Regions from separate parts of the Homo sapiens genome. Here region 2 is linked to region 1. A link is a contact called in ENCODE Hi-C or POLR2A ChIA-PET data. All regions are on one chromosome and are shown on one strand. Each heading gives the region's core, a stretch centred on a gene start or an enhancer-like site at or near the end of the contact. The rest is flanking DNA. Distances are from core to core; before and after follow the strand shown. Region 1 overlaps PRKN (parkin RBR E3 ubiquitin protein ligase). Region 2 holds the start of LNCR-SMAL (lncRNA senescence and mitophagy associated regulator of PRKN).

The links. Hi-C counts contacts between places; a loop is a spot of excess contacts on that map. ChIA-PET counts read pairs that join two places held with the same protein, here RNA polymerase II (POLR2A). Pooled maps may share reads with other maps.
Region 2: a map of heart left ventricle shows a loop between it and region 1 (2.7-fold over the local background). The contact joins the promoter of LNCR-SMAL here to the enhancer-like site in region 1. A Hi-C loop is called at or near these places in 5 of 168 maps with a recorded cell type or tissue (Right ventricle myocardium inferior, cardiac septum, heart left ventricle and 1 more) and 3 of 50 pooled maps. POLR2A ChIA-PET finds 5 or more read pairs at or near these places in 1 of 52 experiments (OCI-LY7).

What each region holds. Positions count from the first base shown.
Region 1 is chr6:162,175,494-162,179,535 of GRCh38, reverse strand. The region is part of intron 4 of PRKN (parkin RBR E3 ubiquitin protein ligase); the gene reads left to right. Among named protein-coding and RNA genes, the nearest start is that of LNCR-SMAL, 57 kb to the left of the region's middle. Within about 2 kb of position 1,640, at least 2 of the 41 ENCODE cell types and tissues checked have a DNase peak (open chromatin) inside an H3K27ac peak, as active enhancers do; they include heart right ventricle, where a contact is called at or near this core.
Region 2 is chr6:162,232,793-162,236,834 of GRCh38, reverse strand. It overlaps LNCR-SMAL (lncRNA senescence and mitophagy associated regulator of PRKN), which reads right to left and starts at 2,055. Exons shown (of 2, transcript XR_943203.3): 1 at 1,917-2,055. The region is part of intron 3 of PRKN (parkin RBR E3 ubiquitin protein ligase); the gene reads left to right.

The DNA of each region.
Region 1 (4,042 bases), core at 391-2,890:
GACCAGAGGGATGGGTTCTGCAGCAGGCTGAAGGGGAAGGCCCCACAGACTGGGGTTAGAGGAAATGAGGAAACACAGCAGCTGCCGGTGGCTCTGCAGTCAGGAGAGCCATGGTGCAAACTGCAGGTTCCAAAACCAGGTGGAGCCCCGGCAGTCCATCTGCCATGGCACAGAGATGCTGGACCGTCCCCTCAGGTGGACACAGCATGGTTCGGGCTGATGATCAAAGATGAAAAACAATTGGCACAGGTTCCTAAGAAATTCGGCCAGCAGAGAAATATAGGCTCAAATAGAACATGTGTGGTATCCACAGAGCTGCAGGCCCAGTTTTCAAAATGCAATTACGACTGAAGGGAGGCCAGGCACAGTGGCTGATACCTGTAATCCCAGCACTTCGAGAGGCCGAGGCAGGAGCGTTGCTTGAAGCCAGAAGTTTGAGACCAGCCTGGGAAATAGTGAGACTCCGTCTCTACGAAAAAAATTTTAAAAATTAGCCAGGCATCAGGTGTGGTGGCACACACCTGTAGTCCCTGCTACCCAAGAGGCAAAGGTGGGAGGATCGCTCGAGGCCAGGAGTTTGAGGCTGCTGCGAGCTGTGATCGCACCACTTGCACTCAGCCTCAGTGACAGACGGAGAGCCCTTGACTCAAAACAAACAAGCAAACAAGCGAAAACACTGATGAGGAAGAGATGATGCAATTCAGTAAATCAGACACCTAGATAGAAAGCTGCTGAATCAGGGACTGAGGCTTTTACCCCAGATAGGGAAAGAAATAAACACAAACAAAACCACAAACGACACAAAACTGAGAAGACTGAGTTATCACTCATTCTTTGTGTCATAAAGCTGACCATTGCAGGATGATGTAAGTCCTTCAGAACACACAAACATGTCCACCTGCAGCACTTTGGCAGCACGTGACAATATCCTACTGATCAAAAAAATGGCCAAAATAGTCTTTAAACAAATAGCTTGGTAGTAGGTACTTGAGGGATTTAATTGACCTCCAACCTTTAAGGGAGGTAGCTCAGGTGTGTGTGTCTGGAGCACCGGAGCCATAGGCCAGGGAAAGGGGCTGGCCCCATCCTCTGGGCCTGTCAGGTTCAAATTCCCCCAGCATCAGGGCCAAGATTGCTGAGCGAACACTCCCAAACACACAAACACCAGTGTCTTAAGGGATAGGCCCATTACAATTTGCTCATTGAATTAAGCATGTCAAAAGAGACTCTTCTGCTAAAATTGATTTATCAGAAATAGAACTGTTTCTGTGAAAGTCCTCTCTGCAGTAAGGGTTTGACAATCCACAATTAACATTTTACGGATGACCCACAAAAATAATTCAGCTACAGGTTCTTTCCCAGGAGCCTAGAGGATGTAGCGACTCTATTTCTAAAAGTCCTACCTAGTGGCTTCACAGAAACTTTTTGATTTTCTGGCTAAAGAGACTCAGAGCCTGTCAGTGTTAGAGAATGCCTCCTTAGCCTACAGGGGAAAATATGATCTCCAAATAGAATCCTAATCGCATTTTTTCCTGGTGGTTAATGGTGTTTCAGAGCTTGGTAGGCATGCCACCTAGTGTTCTCCTTCAAGAGGCCTGGCCACATTCAAAGAGAAATGAAGGACACCCACACATCCGGGGGCACTGACAATGGCTTTGGGCCTGTGCTGCGGAGTGAGTTGGAGGCACGCAGCTGCAGCTTGATCTATGGCTCTTTATTTATTTTTTTAATCTGGCAGCTGCCACTGGATTCAAATGTCCCAGTGCAAAGCACTCTCTTTAATTTGTTTTCTTTATTAAATGTACAGACAAACTTCTGCCGTCTTTGTTGTATTCTTGGTGTAGTTGGAAGGCACAAAGAGAACGTGCTTTGCTTTTATTTTTTTTTTCGCTTAATTATATCAAAGTCCTTTTAAATGATAGGCATTAGTAATTGTTGTTTTTCTTTTTTTGACACACACCTGGTGGAAGCACTATGTTATTTTGATAGAATATTTTTAAATGAGAAAAATAAGTTATAGTTATACCAGTGCCTTTTAGCAATGAAATAGCTTTCAAATTAAATTTTATGTGACAAATAATGCAATGCACTCTCATTATATAACACTTAACCAATATAAAAAAGGTGAGGTAGAAACCGCTGATACAAGCATTGCTAACCATTTTAGTGAAAATCCTTTCTGATATCTCTGGCATGCATTCACACTCACACATAGAAATAAGTTTTTTCTTTTTTCTTCTGAATTTGTTTCTCTTAATCATTTATAGCCATTCTCTCAAAGGTAATTTTTATAGTTCTATTTTTAAAAATTTTTTATGACTGCATAATATTCTATGCTCTGCTGCAATGGCTTTGATTTAAACATTTGCCTATTGATTTGTTACTGATATTTCTAGATTTTGGTGTGAGTGCCTGTGCATGTGTGTGTGTGACTATATACAGCAATCCAGTGAATAGGGGTATACATATTTATATGCATTTATTTATTTTTTTGTGTGTGAGTAAAATATATGTCCTTATACTTATTTCCTTAATTTCAGGCTGTAATAATTCACACTTTTGCTTTCATTTTATGAAAGGACTCCTTTTCCCAAAAAAAAAAAAAAGGAATTTCATTGTGTTCAGAGTCTGATTAGCCAAAACAAAATATTCTTGTAACTTAAATTTTGTTTCATCTGTTTATTGAGCATTTCTCTCTGCTCCCATACATTAGGTAGGGTTTTCAAATCACAGTGTAAGCCGTATTTATGGCAGATAGTAACCTTTTCTCTACTGTGGGAGTCGCATGTATATTGTTCTAGTCTATCAGTTTCCACTGTCTGCTGTTTTTTATTTATGGTATCATCATATACAAATATTTTCATGTAGTCACCTGTCGATTATCAAGGTCTCCGAGCCTCTAGATGTCAGATGTATCTGCTATTTTTTTAGTTTACTACATTTAAAACTTTTAATTGGCCTGAAATTTCCTTTCATATGTGGTGTGATGAAGGGGCCCAAATTCATTTCTTTGAATAGATGGCCTTCTGTGACATTACCATTTATTAAATAATCCTTTCTCCCAACATATCAATATATCACCTGGCCAAAATGAAGTACCATATAGTCCTAGATTTACTTATGGGTCCTCTATTATTTGGTATTATCCACGAGACGGTGTGGCTCTTTATACTTATTTGAGTCTAGTGACTGCACAGTTCTTTCACTAGCCTAGCCTCAACCAACTTAAATTAAATTAGCCTCAACCAACTTAAAACACTAGCCTAGCCTCAACCAACTTAAATTCTACATAATTTTCTTGGCTCTTCAGGGATGTTTATTCTTTATTAGATTATTCATCTAATTCCACCCCTCTCCAAATCTTAATAGGCCCCTCTGCTGATACTTTTATAGGACTTTAAGGCTTAGTCATGTGCCCCAAGCTCCCCCTGCTTAGCAGGTAAGAGTTGAATATTTAATTGAGAGCGAAGGGTGGCAAAGATGTGTTCTAACTACCATATTGCCAGAGGATCTTTTCTACAACTAATTATAAAAGAATCCATAATCTACCTTTAAAATTAAAACATTGAGCAGATTTTCTGTCAGTGAAGGCTACATGGTGGAGAGCACTCACAGCCTGGCTTCTCAAATAGCCTTTATATGGAGAATTCATGGAGATGGGGCAGCACAGATATTTACTGAGACTGGATGTCAGACAACAGCCCTTAGACTGCAGGACATTTGCATTGCATCATCAGAGGAGCACCAGTCACTTCCTTAGGATAAACAGAAGCAGGGGTCCAAGTCTTGCTATTCCAGCAGTATGTCCCGTGGACCAGTGGCCCTACCACCCTGACACCCCACTTCTACTTTCTATATCAAGTGGTGGCCTTCAGCACTAAGCAGACAGATCCTCTGCAGCTCTGTAGGTCATATGTTACCTGTGTGCTAACCTGTACATGGGAGAAATCCACCAGTACAGCTTCTATTGCATATACCATCATGGAAGAATTTTTGACAATAGAATATGAGACTAAGTTTCTTTCGTTTGATTTGTTTTTAG
Region 2 (4,042 bases), core at 806-3,305, 57 kb before region 1:
CTCTCTCTCTGTCCCTCTCTCTCTCTTTCTTTCTTTTTTCGAAATGGAGTTTCTCTCTTGTCACCCAGGCGGAGTGCAATGGTGCAATCTCGGCTCACTGCAACCTCTGCGTCCCAGGTTCAAGCGATGCTCCTGCCTTAGCCTCCTGAGTAGCTGGGATTACAGTCATGTGCCATCATGCCCAGTTAATTTTTTTTTTTTTTGTATTTTTAGTAGAGATGGAGTTTCACCATGTTGGCCAGGCTGGTTTCAAACTCCTGACCTCCAGTGATCGGCCCATCTCGGCCTCCCAAAGTGCTAGGATACAGGCGTGAGCCACCACACCAAGCTTGGGCTTTCTTTTATACAGGGGAATAAACAAGCTAGTAAGAACTGGTGTGGAGGAGTGGGGTGGAAGAAAGACATATGGGATAGTAAATGAGAGAGGGTTTTACCCTAGGGCCAGCTTCTTCTCAGGAGAGGCTCTCTGCTGGCTGGGGTTGAGGTCAGGGTTCTGAGGATAGAGAGAACCTTCACCAAATTTAACCAATAAGCATTTCTGATTCATCAGTAGGGACAAGCAATCCAGCTAATCATTGTTGAGGCAAAGGATAGGAATTGGAAGTCTGGCCTTGTCCTATGTAGTCAACGGGTACAAGTGATATTAATGTCCCTTCCAGTTCCAAGTGCAGTTTAGTGCTTTGAGAATATTATTCAGAGATTCACTTATAGCAGTTACATTTTTACCAGTGTTAGGTGACACATCTAATTCATATGGGGAAAGGGGGACCTGGCAGTAAGCTGTTTTTGATCACACTGAAGGGTGAGGAGTTTCTTTCTTTCTTTCTTTCTTTCTTTCTTTCTTTCTTTCTTTCTTTCTTTCTTTCTTTCTTTCTTCCTTTCTTCCTTCCTTCCTTCCTTCCTTCCTTCCTTCCTTCCTTCCTTCCTTCCTTTCCTTCTTTCTTTCTTTCTCTCTCTTTCTTTCCGTCTTTTTCTTTCTTTCCTCCCTCCTTTCCTCCCTCCCTCTCTCTCTCTTTCTTTCTTTCTTTCTTTGAGACAGAGTCTTGCTCTGTCACCCAGGCTAGAGTGCAATGGTGCAATCTCGGCTCCCTGCAACCTCCACCTCCCGGCTTCAAGCAGTTCTCCTGCCTCAGCCTTCCGAGTAGCTGGGATTACAGGCACCAGCCACCGCGCTAGTTTTTGTATTTTTTTAGTAGAGACAGGGTTTCGCCATGTTGGCCAGGCTAGTCTCGAACTCCTGACCTCATGATCCACCTGCCTTGGCCTCCCAAAGTGCTGGGATTAGAGGCTTCAGCCACTGCGCCCGGCCATGAGGAGTATTTCTTTAATTTTCATTGTTTTCCAGGGGCTCAGACCTCAGGTAAAATTCAATCTTGACAATATGCATTCTTTATATGTAATGTTCGTAGATAGCTATAACATCATTTGTCCACAATATCAGAATGACGGAGGCATGTCGTAAGACTCATTTATGATAGTGCTGCAAGTCACATAGATATTCAAACAATATTAAACATCGCCTCCAGATAAGAATATTACCTGGCTAAAAAACAATAAGGCAATGTAATTATTACACAACTGGAAACACACTCAGATTCCCAGTTTACCTCTCACAGTAGAACTTTTAAAAGCAATCTGGACAGTAGGATTTAGTGGTAAGTTTTGGTTCTTCATATTTTAAATTTCAAAAAAACCTCACATAATAAAAGACAAATATCCCTTAAGCCTCTCATTCAGCTAGTTTCCTTTGTATAAGAAAAATAACATACTAATCCTTTTATACCATTTTTTTCATAAAGTTATATTTTATTCACCTAACACTGGTAAAAATGTCACTGCCATAAGAGAATCTCTGAATACTATTCCCAAAGCACTAAACTGCACTTGGAACTGGAAGGGACATTAATATCACTTACCACCCACTGCCAGTTGTTTTTCCAGATGAAAAAACTGGAGGCACATTGTGCCGATGTGCTGAAGTCCACATAGCCTGTTTGTCATGCTGTCATTTCTCCCACAGGACAGCTCTTCAAGTGATAACACAGACGGTGTCTGTCACCACAGTCTGCCCTCTATTCTTGGTTCTGCATCTGCAGATTCAACCAATCCATAAAAAATACTTGGTGGAAAAGCAGTAAAAAATAACAATAAATATAAAACATAATGCAAATTTTAAAATAAATATGAAAAGTATTAGCACAGCTCTTACCTTGTCATAGGTATTACAAGTCATCTAGAGATGATTTAAAGTATACAGTAGGATGTGTGTAGGCTATATGCAAATACTCTGTCATTTTATATCAAGGACTTGAGTGTCTGCAGACCGTCGTATCCATGGGCATCCTGGAACCAACCCTCCTCAGATCCTCAGGGACAACTCTATATTATGTTATATAACTAAATTAAAACATATGACTTGTGTCATTTCTTCCCTGGTAAATCTTTTCAATGAACCAACTGAATCAAACCTTTTAGTATATAAACTGAACTGAAATAAATCAAAATTCAGAATCCTAAAGCCAGCTCACTGGGGCCTGGCTCCACTTTTCCTCAGTTCTGTCTCCCCACCTCTGCCCCAACTCAGTGTGGCCCAGCCTTGACATGATGCCAGGGGCATTCTCCCTCTGAGTCCAAAACATTCTTAGTTGCAAATTGTCGTGTACCTGTTCTCACTTTCCCATAGTATCCTAACAACACATTCTCTGCTTTTTTCCCCCATCCTATGTTAGGTTCAATACTATGATTCTGAGCTGCATCTTTTTCTTTTCCTCATAGAATGTGTCAAAATCACATATTTATTTTTGTCATCAACTCTTCAGTATATGTCTTAGTCCATTTTCTGTTGCTATAATAGAATACCACAGTCTGGATAATCTGTTAATAAAATAAGTTTATTGGGCTCATGCTTCTAGAAGCTGGAAAGTCCAAGAGCATGCCACCGGCATCTGGTGAGGGCCTTCTTGCTGCCTCACATGGTTAGAGGACAAGAGCATGCATGTCCATTCGTATCTCCTTCTCTTCCTATGAAACCACCAGTCCTATCAGGGTGTCCCCTCTGCGATGACCTCATCTAATCCTAGTTACCTCCCAAATGCCCCACTTAAAATTAATATATGAGCTTGGGGATGAAGTTTCTAACCACATGAAATCTGGCGGACACGTCCAGTATTTCTTGAATGTTTAAATAAGTGAGTGTATTCAATAAAATGGCTTCCCCAAAAGTGGAAAATTTTTTCGTTAATTATTTTTTAATTGACCATCTTTGTCTATAAAATGAGGAGGAGGTTTTTTCTCCTCAGATATTAGAGTCATTTTAATGGCTTCACAGTATTTCACTTTCCATTAACATAACTGAGGCTATTAGTTTTTAATCCAGGTTTTTGCATTTGTGACACTGCATCAGTGAACATCTTGTATGTGCATATTTGTATAGCATTTCCTTAGAATAAGTTCCTTCAATCTGAATTACGAGATATGCATTATCTTGGTGTATTTTCAGTCAATACATTCCTTAATGTATCATATAGAAATACTTGCATATGCTTTGCTTTAAAAATGTCTATATTTTTTCTAGGATTCACATCCAAATAATAGCCAATATTAATGAATAACCTTTACATATAGATATTGGAGATGTTTTAAAAACCTCTTGGAGAGTTAATATTGAAATGACAAGATGTGCCTCTTTTTGCAGTATTCACATGACTTTTTGTACACAAGGGTGACTATAGGACTCTATCAATGGGTTTCTTTTAGAAGTCTCCATGTGGTATTATTTTACTGTAAGGAAATATAGTTGTTCATTAGTGCTCATGGTGATATTTGTGCAAAATAAATAAACACACTTTTATGCTGGTGTGTATTTCCTCTTTTACTCAATTATTTACCATGACTTTTTTTTTTACCCAAACATAAGTTTTAAATATTGATCTCTGTTAATGAGCTGCATCAGAAATTCTCCAATCTGTATTAATTAATATCCTCTAAAGCCTGTAGTTTACACACCACGCTTTGTGCAGATACTGGCATTAAACAGTCCTGT